Linked DNA regions of Homo sapiens: all the other regions are linked to region 2. Evidence: chromatin contacts called from ENCODE Hi-C data. All regions are on one chromosome and are shown on one strand. The core of a region is the stretch at or near the end of the contact, and the rest is flanking DNA. Distances in the headings are between cores, read along the strand shown.

Region 1 (3,286 bases), core at 327-2,826, 670 kb after region 2:
GACACTGTCCCTGCCCCTTATAAGGGGGCAGCAGCACAGTGTTGCCCAGCAGCCTGAACTTAGTCTTTTCTGACTCCCAGGGTACCCACATTTATTGCGCACCTAAGATGGGCCCATTTATTGGTAATACAGAGGGTAAGAAATGGATTCCTATTCTCAAGTTGCATGGTCTAGCAGGGGAAGATAAGATACAAATCCAAGATACAAATAGTTCTTCATGGCTAGATAGAATCTCTAAGATAAGATACAAATCCAAGATACAAATTGTTCTTCGTGGCTAGCTAGAATCTCCCCCTAGCTTTATGAAAAGTGTTTCTTGTGGTTCAACTACTAGAGGATGAAAAACTTTGACTGCTACAGCTCATGTAGTGTCCAGAAACACTGGCAGACATGAGCCAACCCTGCACTCCACCACGAGACTAATGAGACCCAAAGTGGAGTTCCCTAGAAGACCAAATATTTCTACTGTCATCTTGGGCAAAACAGGCAGCTCCCGAAGTCTGGCTCACTGACCAGGTAATTCAGCTGGGAATCTTCAGCTAATCCATTCTACAACTGTATGTGTTTATTATCCATACTGATCCTTACTCCACAATCTGTAATACTCCCCCTTACCTAACACCCTCCCCACCCACCCTAGTCCCAAGTTCTCCTCCTGCCCAGGAATTAGGCCCAGGAGGGATCTTCCTTGGTTGGCCAGACAAGGTGAAAGCTGCCAGGGCTCTTAATCCCCCACTGATGAACTCACAGCCAACACTTATTTGAGTCTCTACTGTGAGCCCTTTTATGTCTGGCTCTGAAAACTGAAGTGAATCAAAAAGTCATAGCCCCTGCCCTGTGAACTTTACAGTAAGAAAGACTGTCCAGAACAGTAAGTAGTTGTGAGTGCAAAAGAGAAGTGCTGGGTGCCACGGAGCCTCTGTGGGATTTTGTGCAAGCAGAGTGATGGACTGGGAAATGCAATGTTTAGGCTAAAGCCAGAAAGCCAGCATCAGGCGAAGATTTAGTCTTCCGGGTACAGAATGTTCAGGGGTCGGGAGGCGGGCAGGCCCCAGCATGCTCCAGGAACTGAGTGTCAGGGCAGCCGGAGAGCACAGGACGAGTGGGCAGGGTGGCGACGGAGGAAAGTACGAGAAGGTCCGCAGTGCAACTCCTTGGAGAAAGCCTTCCGAGGTTAACCCTACTCCGCCTGGAGTCTTTGCCCATCTGGTCCCAGGTTCCCCCTTGAATGGGACCCTTCTGCGCTGCCTGGCCCCAGGAGCGACGCCCACGGCAGCAACTCTAACTTCTGGGGGCAACTAAGCAGCGAGGGGTGGCCCGTGGTCGTCGTACAGGAACACCTTTCCTGGACTGCCGACCTTGCACCTTGCAACGCGGACAGCGGGCACCGAGACCTCTCCGGACGGCCGCAACTCTCCGCAGTCTACGGTTGTAAGCGCCGCGACGCGAAAAACTACACTCCCCACAACGCCTTGCGCCTCCCGCTCGCTGCGGTTGATTAGGGCCAATCGGGAGAGGCAGCTGTGGCGGGGGCCGAGGAGGGACATTTTAAAAGGGCCGGAGATTGCGGGCGTCAGTGGCCATGGCGGATACAGCGACTACAGCATCGGCGGCGGCGGCTAGTGCCGCTAGCGCCTCGAGCGATGCACCTCCTTTCCAACTGGGCAAACCCCGCTTCCAGCAGGTGAGGACCGGGCTGTGGTCTGCGGGCCGGCGGGTGGCAAAGAGAGGACGAGCAAACTCCCCTCCAAAGTCCCCTTCCGCCCAAGGGTCTCCCACCCGCGGCCAGCGGAGCCTGCAGCTAGCGCCAGGGGGGGAACCTCGGTCACAGTCACCCTTTTCCCATTGGTCAACGGGGCGGGCGCGGACTCCCATCTTGGCTTCCTATTGGCCCTTGGCGCCGTCACTCCCCGACTGCCCGCGCCCTCTAGCCTTTCCCGCCCGCGGCGCCCTGTGATTGGCCACCGGCGGCTGCGGTCAAGGTCCCGAGCGCCCGGCTTCGAGCGGCTGCTCAGGGTCGCTCCGGGTTGTGCAGCTGCCCGCCCGGGACGCAAAGTTCTAGTCTGGCCCTGGATGGGAAGTTGGCGTGGCCGGGATGCCTTCTAACTTTTTCCCCCGGTGGGGACTGACGTTCCTTTCGAGCTGCTGGCGGTGCCGCCGGGCAGCGTCGCGCCCCGCGGTCACTCCCCAGCCCTGGCCCCCAAGCCGGGCTCGGCGCGCGCAGCAGGTTGAGGGGGCGAGTGCCGAGGCGAGCGGCGGTCCGGCGTCCCCCGTCCCTGCTCTCCATCTCGGGCTGAGGATTCGCTGACGCAGCAAGCCGGCCGATGCCCTGAGGGGACGCAGCCAGGGCGTGCGGGGGAAACGCTGTGTCATCCCCTGGGGCCGTCGTCCCTCCGAGGGGCTGCCGCCTGGGAACCCCCCCCCAGCCTCTTCCTCGCTGTGTTCTCCGCGGAGGGTCTCCCGCGCCCGGGCCCCCGCGCCGCCGGGGACTGGCTCTGGGCACACCCGCTCAGGCTCTTCGGGGCACGGCGACAGGGGTCCTTTCCCTCCGGGACCTCCTCTGGGGCGTCGCCGACTCGGCCCTAGACTGCGGAGGCGGGGGTGGAACGCGGAGCCCGGGCGCCTGGTTGGGCCCGGAGACCGGAGCCGGGGAGGGGCCGCTCCCGCGCCGCAGACCCTCGGGCTCCCGCGCCTCCCGCACCAATGAGACGGAATTTATTAGGAAACAGGCAGAGAGACCGCTGAAGTGAACCGGGGCTTGCCAGGGGTGGGCGGCAGCCGAGGCGGCCAGAAAAGAACTTTGAAGGAAGAAAGGAAATTGTGCTAAGGTCGGTGCGGTGGCTTTTTTTTTCTTTTTTTGTTGTTGTGGTGGAAGGGGACTGGTTCCAGCAAGGGGGTGCCCCGAGCTTTGCTGATAATTAGGGAACTTGGCTCCTGAGCCGTCTGAAAAAAATGTCCCCAGTGTTTCTTAACAGGACTTTAATTCCTTTTAAAAGTAGGCCATCTCAGCATGTAGGTATCCGAGGCGAGACTGGCATCTTCCTTCCAGTGTAGGAGGCCATCTAGGGCGAGAGTGTCGGGGTGTCCCTGCCTGGACTTGAGTGACCTTATTACATTGCCTGTCCCCGCTCCCACCCCCATTCTGCTCGTTCTTAAAGGCTCAGTCGGGCCTGCCTCTCTGGCAAACACTTGCTCCCTTCTTCTCTGGTCCCATCAGATCGCAGGCTTCCTCCTGCACATCTCTTTGGCCACCTGAGTCAGATCCTCATAGCTCTCCATACAGTCT
Region 2 (3,736 bases), core at 997-3,496:
TGTCACAGGCTACAGCAACCTTCTCGTCCTGCCAGTAGTAAACTCTACCAGTATTATAGTGGCACAGTGAATATCAACAGAACCTGAGCCCTGGCTTACTGAGTGAGGATCTAACATCTGCCACATGGGAGGGAGGTAGACTTAATTGGCCTAAGGTGGCAAAACATCATGACAACTAATAAGATCTTGGTGGGCTGGCACCTTTGACCTATTATGTTCTTACCTGGATCACTGGATCCTGGACTAGGTTGATGCTCCAGACAGACCTGATCAACCTGTTTGTGATGTAGTCCTCCTGGGCCTAGTAAAATGTATTCTGGCTATGGCTCAACAATGTTGTACTGACATTGTGTCTGTGAAGGTGTTACATCGATCTGATAAGACAAACTTCCGCCTCCAGATACTAGGAGGTTGGTGGGCATATGAAACGGACTAGCTTTGCTAAAGGGTATAATCTGGGTTAAGGGCATAGACTGCAGGACAGTTCTCCAGGTGGCCTTGGACCAATTTAGTTCTCTCTCCTTTCTCACTTGTGGTTCTCTAGGATAACTGTAGAATGTGCTGGGAATGTAGCATCCTGTGATAGAGAGAGACTAACCAGACCAGCCAGGGCCCTGTTCCAGTGTCTCCCAGAAATAGAATGTCCTTCATATATATATGTATATATATATATATATATTTTTTTTAATTTTAATTTTTATTTATTTATTTTTTTTTGAGAGGGAGTTTCACTCTTGTTGCCCAGGCTGGAGTGCAATGGCGCGATCTCAGCTCATGGCAACCTCTGCCTCCCCAGATCACGTGATTCTCCTGCCTCAGTCTCTTGAGTAGCTGGCATTACAGGCATGAGCCACCATGCCTGGCTAATTTTTTATTTTTTAGTAGAGACGGGGTTTCTCCACGTTGGTCAAGCTGGTCTCGAACTCCCGACTTCAGGTGATCTGCCTGCCTCGGCCTCCCAAAGTGTTGGGATTACAGGCGTGAGCCACCGCACCTGGCCGAATGTTCTTCATGTTTTAGCCCAGTGTGTCATGCCTCCCCACCTCTTCCCCCTGCCCCTGCCCCCTGCAATTAGGCTGTTGCATTGCCACAAAGAAATACCTGAGACTGGGTAATTTATATAGAAACGAGGTTAAATTGGCTCATGTTTCTGCAGGCTGTACAGGAAGCATAGTACCACCATCTGTTTGGCCTCTGAGGAGGCCCCAGGGAGCTTTTACTATTGGCAGAAGGAGAAGAGAGAGCAGGCACATCACATGGTGAGAACTGGACCAAGAGACTGTGTTGGAGGGTGCCACACACTTCTAAATAACCACATCTTCCTGGCACTCACTCACTATTGCAAAGACACCAAGCCATGAGAGATCCACTTCCATGACCCAAACACCTCCCATCAGGTCCCACCTCCAAAAATGGGGACAATTCAACATGAGATTTGGCAGGGACATATATTCAATCCATCCCTGGACCCCCAAATCTCATGTCCTTCTGACATTGCAAAACATAATCATGCCTTCCCAATCACCTACCAAAATTTTAACTTGTTCCAGCATTAAACTCAAAAGTCCAAAGTGTCACAGGAGACATGGCCCAGAAAAAGAACTAATCCCAGCTCCTTGGGAGGCCAAGGCGGGTGGATCACGAGGTCAGGTGATCCAGACCATCCTAGCTAACACGGTGAAACCCCGTCTCTACTAAAAATACAAAAAATTAGCGGGGCGTGGTGGCGGGTGCCTGTAGTCCCAGCTGCTCGGGAGGCTGAGGCAGGAGAATGGCTTGAACCGGGACGCGGAGGTTGCAGTGAGCCGAGATTGCACCACAGCACTCCAGCCTGAGTAACAGAGCAAGACTCTGTCTCAAAAACCAAAGAAATCTCCAGCAGCGGAAATGTATGTAGAACTCATTTTGGTCAGTACTTTTCCTTGTACAGGAAGAAACTGAGGTCGCCCGGTGCAACGCCCAACACAGGTTAAGACAAAGCCGAGACTCAAAACCAGACCCCAGCTTCCGGTCCCAGCCCATAGATTCTTCCATTTCCTTCGCCGGAAGTGATATACAGCCCCTGTTCTCCTTCGCGTCCGTTGACGGGACCCAGGTTGGGGAGGCGGAAGAATGGGCGGGACCATGGGCGGAAGCACCCCTCCTACCAGGACCCGGAAACAGATGGCCACCCCGAGCCGGCCTATCCGGAAACTGGCTCGAAGAAGACGGGGATTGGCCATCGCTTCCGGAAGTTGTGAGCTTTGTTTCGGAGCGGGAGCTCTTCCGAGACGCACTGGGGGCCGGATGGTGAGTTTTCCTTGCGCTCTAACGGGCAGGCTCGGGAGCGGGAGGGTCCGGGCAGTTTTAGTAGTGTCTTTGGGACAACGGCTGCGGTTGGTATTTCTCAAGCGGCAACGAGGCCAGCCCCTGGGAATGCAGCACGAGAATGATAGAGTCAGGCTGTCCCCTCAAGAAATAGTTTAGTGAGGAGACATGCAGCGGATAGGCGCAGGATTCTTCAGAGTTGTGATTGGGCCCAAAAAGGAGCTAGTCCTCAGACTAAAAAGAGCCGTAGTGCCGGGGTTCTGGGCGCTGTAGTAAATGGACTCCAAATGGAGTTGAAGGGAGGGAGGAGTGCGTCAGGCGGAGATGAAAGGAGAGAGGGAACTACCTGTCCGATAGGGCAGAATCGGGGAGAAAGGTTGGTGACTTGAGCTTAGAGAAGGCCATTGCGGCGGTAGCAGAAGAGGAGAGGCAGGGACCAGATCGTAGAGTGTGGAACACCGTGACACAAAGTTGGGGCTTTATCATAAGAGCAGCAGAATGACAAGATCTGATGTACATTTTGAAAGGATCACTGTAACTGCTGGTGACGACTGGATTATAGGAGGGCAGGAATTGTGAGAAACCACTCAGAAGGCTACTGCTGTAGATGAGCGATGTGACCTAGCGTATGGGAGAGAAGTGGACGAATCAAAAGTATATTTAGCAGGTGAAAATTCAGGACTTTACGGATTAGATATAGGATTTGAGTGACAGGTTGGGTCTCAACGATGATTCCAAGTTTCTGACCTGAGTGAGTAAATTACGCTAAACAAGAACAAACTATTTTGAAGTTTTCTAAGGGTTCTTCCCCCCACTCAGTGTTAAAAAGCACGTTTTTTTCCTTTCTTATTATGTGTACTCATGTTTTGTGTGCTTACTGTAGAAAATTCAGAACATACATAACAAAATATTTTCTTTTATATAAAGGACAATAAAAATCACCTCATAACCTCACTACCCAAGATGGTCATATTTTAGTGTTTCTTTCATGTATTTTAAAAAAATATGTGTATCTTTTTATATAATTGGGATCCTACTGATTATGTCTTTCTGTATCCATTTTTTCCACCTTAGCATGACTAATGATTGAACTGTGTGCCAGGATATCGTTCACAAATATATTTTTTTCTGTTTGTAACAGAAAAAGTCAAATTAATTCTAAATAAGAGATAACATTAACTTTTTGGTGTATTTTCTTTTTAATATTTGTTTAAAAGCCTTTTAAAAAACCCACATTTTGGCCAGTTTGTGTTTTGTTTTCCATTCAGATGTTTTTACTTACTTAATGTTATTTATTGCCGTTTTTACACACCGTCAAGACCACATGTTTTAATGGTTGTTAAATAACAACTAATCCCATCATTAGCTAGATAGGTTATTTGCAACTTTTTACTGTTAAAATAATGAGAGGAACATCTTATATAATTAT
Region 3 (3,221 bases), core at 153-2,652, 830 kb before region 2:
CAGATGGAGGAGGCTGAGGCCTAAAAAGACCAAGTAAGTTACCTAAGGTCACACAGCTACCAAAGTAGTCTTGTCAGAGTTTGAGGACCTAGCTCACACATGTAATCCCAACACTTTAGGAGGCCAAGGCAGAAGGATCACTTGTGCCCAGGAATTCAAGACTAGCCTGAGAAACAGAGTGAGACCCTGTCTCTATTAAAAATTAAGAAATTAGCCAGGAGCAATGACTCACACCTGTAGTCCCAGCTACTCGGGAGTCTGAGGTGGAAGGCTTGCCTGAGCCCAGGAGTTCAAGGCTGCAGTGACCCATGATCGCACCACTGCACTCTGGGCGACAGAGGGAGACACTGCTTAGGGGGGGTGGGAAAGAAAGAAAATTTAAAAAGAATTTGAACCTAGTTCTGTTGACTACAAAGCCCATGTTTTTAACTTCTTTGCTAAATTCCCTACTCTGGATGTAGCCAGATAAATACAGACTATAACACTGAAGCTAATTCTCCTTCACTTACACCCTATGCTTCTGTACTTCAGCGGAGTTGAACTCACTTAAAATGGCACAGTACTCATAACAACGGCTTACTCATCTTGTACTGCTGTTCTCTTTACTCCGTTTGGTCCACCTCATCTAGATTAAAGACCACTCTCCTATTCTGGAAAAGACAGCAGCAAAACAGTTTTCTTTCTTTTTTTTTTTTTTTTTGAGACGGAGTTTCGCTCTTGTTGCCCAGGCCTGGAGTGCAATGGCACAATCTTGGCTCATCACAACCTCCACCTCCTGGGTTCAAACAATTTTCCTGCCTCAGCCTCCCGAGTAGCTGGGATTACAGGCATGCACCACCACATCTGGCTAATTTTTTATTTTTAGTAGAGACGGGGTTTCTCCATGTTGGTCAGGCTGGTCGCAAACTCCCAACCTCAGTTGATCTGCCCACCTCAGCCTCCCAAAGTGTTGGGATTACAGGTGTGAGCCACCGTGCCTGGCCGCAAAACAGTGTTTAAATGCCTCTTCCTTCTTGTTTTTCACATGACATTTTCTCCAAGCAGCAAAAATCCTGAATGGCAGTATGTTATAGAGTACAAACTTTTCACAAACTTCAGCTCATTAATTCAACACAAATATTTTTAAGTGTGACGAGACTTATTTAGGGTTTTAACCTCCTAAGCCTATTTTTACAAGTTTGCCATGCTTCTTTAACTCCATCTTTGGTTTTTTATTCTTTCATATACCTTTTTCATATGTTCTTTTAAAATCTGATTTCAAGTCAGCTCCATATTTAACTCTCTTGCCTTCTGTTTTTCACTGTAATGTTCCCCTCCAGCCAACTTCTCATTCTAACTTCTGCCTTTCTGTTAATAGCAGCACCGCCATTGTCTAGTCACCCAGGCTTGAAACCTCAGTCACTTTCAGCCATCTCACCCTTTACACCTACTCCATCACTAAGTCATATCAATTTTCCACTCATAACATGAGTTGTAACTCTCCTTTACTTCCTGTTCCCACTGCTTGTCTCACCAAGACTTCTTCAGTAAACTCCTAACTGGCTTCCCTGCCTCCAATCTCTCTCTCTTCTGGTTTTCCCTGCACATTGGCACTAGCTTAATCTCCTTGAAGCATTCCCCTATCACATGTTTTTCTATGTATCAATACTCAATCACGTATTACACCTTGCCTATTCTATCCCTATAGCATCTGTTATCACTATCCTAATTCAAGCCCTTTTAACCTTTCCTTTAATACTGCAATAATCTCTCAACTTGTCTCAATGCTTTTTTAGTGCTTCCCATTCCTAGTCCATTTCACATAATGCCAACAGATTAATCTTTTGATTAATCTGATTCAGCACTGATTCTGCCACTACTCAGCTGAAAAATACTTTGTGGCTTACTATTGTTTATCCATAAAGTCCATATTCCTTAGCCTAATATTCAAGGTCCCACCTTATCTCCCATTATTCCCCTTCATGTACCATACACTCCAACCAAATTAATACAGAAACCTTAAATTTTTCCACCTTTGAGCCTTTGCTCATGTTGACCTTTCTCTCATCTCTGTGTGTTCAAATCCTACCCTATCCTGAAAGACCAAACTCAAATGGTACTTCTTGAATGGGAGCTCTCTAGTTTCTTCCACTTGTCATTAGACATTTGTATGCTGTTTCTTTTTGGAGAAAAACATATTTCAAATAGGTTTTTAAATATAGGATCCTATGTTTGAGATTAAAGTCTCAGATATAATTTGACTACCCAAACTCCAGATTGACATAGTGCCTTTTCTATCGCTTCCCCACTTTACTAACCAATTCCTAGGCTTTGGTCAAATTTAGGCCCAGAATAGAAATTCCCCCCTTTCTTACTTCTCTTTTTGGAGGAGTCAAGGCAAGGCAGTTTTCTAATATGTTGTAGTAAAATATAATTTGTGTTGTCCAGGAAAATCCTGGACTGTGGAATCAGACGGCCTTAGGTTCCTGACGCTTTTTTTATTTCCCGACTGTGTGAACTTAGGCAACTTGCTTACCCTCACTAAGTATTGGTGTATTCATCTATTTGTAACCCTAACAAATTTAATGGCCCCTACGTGGCTTAGTCTCTGCACAAATGGCATATATGGAAGCACTATCAGAGGCCCAAAAGTAAATTTTAAAGTGATTTGTGTATTCAAAGGACACCAAAAAGGATCTAGTTCATAACCCATAATGACATTTCTCAAATTTTCTTCCCCCACTCCTCAATTATCTCTAACCTGAAGCTGTTCCTAGAACCTTTCACACACACACACACACACACACACGCATGCACACACACACATACACACACACACACAAATTATCTCTACCTCCTCAGTCCCTGTTCTCTCTCAATCCTCTTCCTCCCTCTCTCAGCCATATATTATAAATTGACTTAGCCTCTCTGACATAATGTAGTCCTCCTCTCTCTCAGGTCCTGTCTCTTTCTACCTATTTAAAATACTAAGAAATAAAGCTGATAAGGCTTCTCCTTTAATCAATAGAAGTAGAGTGAGGGAGGGCTGGGCACAGTGACTCACACCTGTAATCCCAGCACTTTGGGAGGCAGAGGTGGGCAGATCAACTGAGGTTAGGAGTTCAAGACCAGCCTGGCCAACATGGCGAAACCTCATCTCTACTAAAAATACAAAAATTAGCTGGGGGTGGTGGCACATGCCTGTAGTCCCAGCTACTCGGGAGGCGCGAGAATCACTTGAC
Region 4 (3,516 bases), core at 390-2,889, 820 kb before region 2:
GGTTCCAGGGCCTGAGGGGCAGCGGCGGCCGGCCTCGAAAGAGAACATGACCTAAGGAGGGTAGAGGGGGAAACACATTACCAGGAGCCATCAGAGGAAGTGAGTCACACGCCTGCACTAGTTAGGGTATCTACAAAGAAGAGACCACCTGCGAACAGACGCGGGGTCACCGGGTAGGCAAGAAAGGGGGATCCAAAGGTCAGAGCTTCCCACTTTCTGTCCTGCCCCACCCCTCCCACAGCTGCCCAACCCAGGAAGCCCTCCCGGACAGCCCCTGCACCTTGTCCCGGCCATAGCGACGCAACAGAGTGTAGGGCCAGGACAGGAGTGGCTCCAGTATCTGACTCTGGGCCCCCACGGTCAGGAGAGTCAGCCTTTCAGCCTCCACCCTCAGCACGTAGGAGCCATGCAGGCCACAGCGCTCGGCGGCCTCAGTCCTCTGCACCGTTACCCAGAATTGGGATCCTGGAAGGCATACACGATTAGACAGCTGCGGGGGAGGGACGGGGGCAGCAGTGGGGACCCAGAGGACTCATGAGCATAGTGTCCAAGCACTCACTCGGAAGCCAGATCTCAGGGCCTTCCTACTTCTTACTTCCCCATGGGCCCCTGGGTATCCACCCACTTCCCAAAGGCCCTCGGCCCTCCTCCTCTTCACTCCATCCCTGCCCGGGCTTCTGAGGCGTCTACCTTCCCAGGTAGGGCTGTACAAGGAGTTCTCCAGCATCTCCAGGGCAGAAAGCTTAGGTGGGTTATCGGTAGGCGCCAGAGTCCAGCTGCCTTTCTGTAGTAGAGAGCATCGAGAAACCCGTAATTTCCTCAGCGGGGAGCGGGGGTCGGTCTGAGGCAGCCCCATTTCTCTGCCTCTGTAACTGCCCCCACCCCGCATCGCCGCAGCTCCTCACCGGAAAGGCGTTTCGGCACAGCGTCTGCACCCAGGCTGCACTGGACGGCGCGTCGGCCGCCAGCAGGTGCGAGCGCTGAGCAGTGTCCAGGCGGAAGGCAGTGGCGCCGGGCTCAGGGGGGGTCTCCACGGTGACGGGGGCCACACTCACACACTCAGCCAGACGGATCACTTTGCAGTCCAGGCGGCGCGAGCTCCCTCGGCCACCCCCAGAGCTCGACCCCTTATGGTCAAAGAACTCGAGCCGCGCTACGCCGTGGGGACTGGCCGGGTAGAGCACGGCCCAGGTCTTCCTCCACCTCTAGGGAGAGAGAGAGAGTGCTCGAGAGGGAGTGGCGTGCGCAGGCGGCCCGGGTCCCGACGGGGAAGGAGGTTGCGGCGCAAGTCGATTTGGGATCTGGGGCTTCCAAACGGGGTTGGGGGCGAAGTTTCCCAAGGACGATGCCACTCCGTCTCCCCAGGACCAGAACCCCTAGACTACAGACGCTTCCCGGGAGTGTGCAAAGCAACTTCACGGGAAAGTCACAGGCTCTCCAACTCCCGGCGCCGCTCTCCAGCCCGCTGCCCACCTCTCCCTGTTTCTGGGCTCTCTCACCCACTACTAGCCCGGATAAGGTTCGGCATCCATGCGCCAGACTACCTTGGTCCCAAAGCGCTGACTCTGCAAAAAAAGCGGCCCTTCCATCACTGCTCCGTCCATGGCCCCCGGCGGTTCCTTCCGCGCTTCCTGGCCCTGCGGCGGGAGGCGGGGCGGGAGGCGGGGCCGGGTTCCCTGGAGGAGTTTCCGCCCCTCCCCGGCCCCCGCCGGCAGCCGCTGGGGGGGTCGCGGTGGGGTGAGGGAGAGGAGCGAGAAGGAATGGTGGAGACCCCCGGATTAGCCGGGAGCTGCAGCACCCCAGGCCCCTACCCGCCGTCGTGGGGGCGCGCCAGTGGCTCCACCGAAAGTCCTCGGTTTTGGCGCGAGGGCCCTGGCCTCTGGGCGTGGTGGCTGCGCGTGACGTCATATGCCCAAGGTGACGTCAGAGTGAAAGCCATGACATCACCCCGAAAGCGCCCCGGGCACCGGAGAGACCCACACGGGCCTCCGGGGCTTTATTTACCCTGGCCGGGCCCGCCCCCAGCCCCGCCCGAGCCGGGCTGTTTAGACTCCGCTGGCCCGGGACTCGGAGGGAGGGCTGGGGTTGAACCGCTTCCCGCCACCACCGGGGCCGCCCCGCCGCCCGGCCGCCGCTTGCATGTCAGCTCCCTGACCGCAGAGGCCTGGCCTCCATGCCGCGGGAAGAGAAAGCTTCATTGAACGAGCCGGGAGGGCCAGGGAGGGGGAGGGGGCGCGGCAGTGGCCAGCTCCACGGGGAGGGAGGACCCAGAGGAGGAGAGGAGGGAACTGGCCGGGAGGAATGGAAGGAGAAGGCGGAATGTGGGAGGGCTCAGGGGGATGTGGGAGGGACGAACGGAGAAGGGGGAGAGAGGGGGGTCCAGTCTCCCCTGGCCGAGCATTTTTTTTTTTTTTTGGAAGTCCTAGGACTGATCTCCAGGACCAGCACTCTTCTCCCAGCCCTTAGGGTCCTGCTCGGCCAAGGTAGGGGGAGTCACGCTAACCGCAGAGGGAATGAGTAGGGGATGGAGAGGATGTGGAGGGACCAGGGAAAACGGGTGGTGTGGGATGGAGTCGAGGGGAAGCCACCCAACTGAGAGTTTGATTCTTGTCAAAGGGCAAGTGAGACAGAGTACACGGAGGAGGCACATACCGGAGGCGGGGGCTACGGGTGTTCGAACAGGGCCGCCAGGAGCGCCCTAAGGGAGGGGGCTCCTCCGGGAGGCGCTGCCCCTGGGTCCCCAACCCAGAACAAAGCTGCCTTGTTGGATTGATTGTTTGGGTTGGGGGAAGCATGTTGACGGGGGCTTGCTGTAGAGGGGCTGTTCTCAGCCCTAGGCAGAGAAGGCCTTGGCTGAGGAGCCATAGCGCCTGGCCTCCCGTTGCCCGGTGACAGGGATGGTGGTGTTGGCAGGAGGCTGGGACAACCCTACCCCATCCCCCGCCCAGCCTTGAGGCCTGGCCCTCCTGGGCCTCTTGACCCTGCAGGGCATCTGAGAGCCTGCGTGTTGGGGAGGGCGTGCAGCAGGTTCTCCAGGCGAGCTTTGGTGCCAGCCTTCCCTGCCTGGGAATCTGCTGGGTTAGGACTCTGGGCTCCCATTCAGGGGATCTGTGATCCCAGGGCCGCCTAGGGCCCCTTACGTGCCTCTCTGCACAATCAGTACAGCTGTCTGTCCTCCCTCTGAGTAAATGGGGTCATCTGGATCCCTCCCACGTCCGCCCCTTGGCTCTTGTCAATCCCTCTCCTTCTCACCCGCGGTGTGCTTGGTTCCCCTATACTGAGTGCTTAGTTCTTTGCCTATCACTTTCTATCCGTTGTCTCTCTCCTCTGTGTCTTTCTGGTTTTCTCTCTCTCATTCCCACAGTCTCCCTTCCTCTCACATCCTGTCTGTCTGGGTCTTCCTCTCTCTCTACGTGTCTCTTGCTCAGTCTCTATCTCTTTTTATTGACCCTTCTCTGACTCTCGATCTCTCATAGTTGTCTCTTATCTCTGGGTCTCTCAGGCTGTGCCTCTATG

Evidence for each region. Hi-C counts contacts between places; a loop is a spot of excess contacts on that map. Pooled maps may share reads with other maps.
Region 1: a loop to region 2 is called in a map of CD4-positive, alpha-beta T cell, with 6 times the contacts of the local background. The contact joins the promoter of SFXN5 here to the promoter of TPRKB in region 2. A Hi-C loop is called at or near these places in 3 of 168 maps with a recorded cell type or tissue (CD4-positive, alpha-beta T cell, ascending aorta and gastrocnemius medialis), 3 of 37 single-sample maps with no recorded cell type and 16 of 50 pooled maps.
Region 3: a loop to region 2 is called in a pooled map, with 4 times the contacts of the local background. The contact joins the enhancer-like site here to the promoter of TPRKB in region 2. A Hi-C loop is called at or near these places in 7 of 50 pooled maps.
Region 4: a loop to region 2 is called in a pooled map, with 4 times the contacts of the local background. The contact joins the promoter of DOK1 here to the promoter of TPRKB in region 2. A Hi-C loop is called at or near these places in 4 of 50 pooled maps.

Annotation. Positions count from the first base shown.
Region 1 is chr2:73,070,002-73,073,287 of GRCh38, reverse strand. It overlaps SFXN5 (sideroflexin 5), which reads left to right and starts at 1,576. Exons shown (of 14, transcript NM_144579.3): 1 at 1,576-1,684. The coding sequence starts at 1,583. RefSeq lists enhancers at 978-1,457, 1,658-1,707 and a silencer at 1,848-2,637.
Region 2 is chr2:73,735,855-73,739,590 of GRCh38, reverse strand. It overlaps TPRKB (TP53RK binding protein), which reads left to right and starts at 2,246. Exons shown (of 5, transcript NM_016058.5): 1 at 2,246-2,289. RefSeq lists enhancers at 1,805-1,864, 1,905-1,984.
Region 3 is chr2:74,569,477-74,572,697 of GRCh38, reverse strand. The region is part of intron 7 of M1AP (meiosis 1 associated protein); the gene reads left to right. Among named protein-coding and RNA genes, the nearest start is that of DOK1, 16 kb to the right of the region's middle. RefSeq lists enhancers at 245-454, 1,452-1,551. Within about 2 kb of position 1,402, at least 3 of the 41 ENCODE cell types and tissues checked have a DNase peak (open chromatin) inside an H3K27ac peak, as active enhancers do.
Region 4 is chr2:74,552,843-74,556,358 of GRCh38, reverse strand. DOK1 (docking protein 1) reads right to left here and starts at 1,639. Exons shown (of 5, transcript NM_001381.5): 1 at 1,545-1,639; 2 at 906-1,205; 3 at 691-784; 4 at 281-465; 5 at 1-51. The coding sequence starts at 1,604. LOXL3 (lysyl oxidase like 3) reads left to right here and starts at 2,417. Exons shown (of 14, transcript NM_032603.5): 1 at 2,417-2,483. RefSeq lists enhancers at 1,338-1,397, 1,022-1,539, 3,023-3,317 and silencers at 1,548-2,297, 3,023-3,317, 3,303-3,516.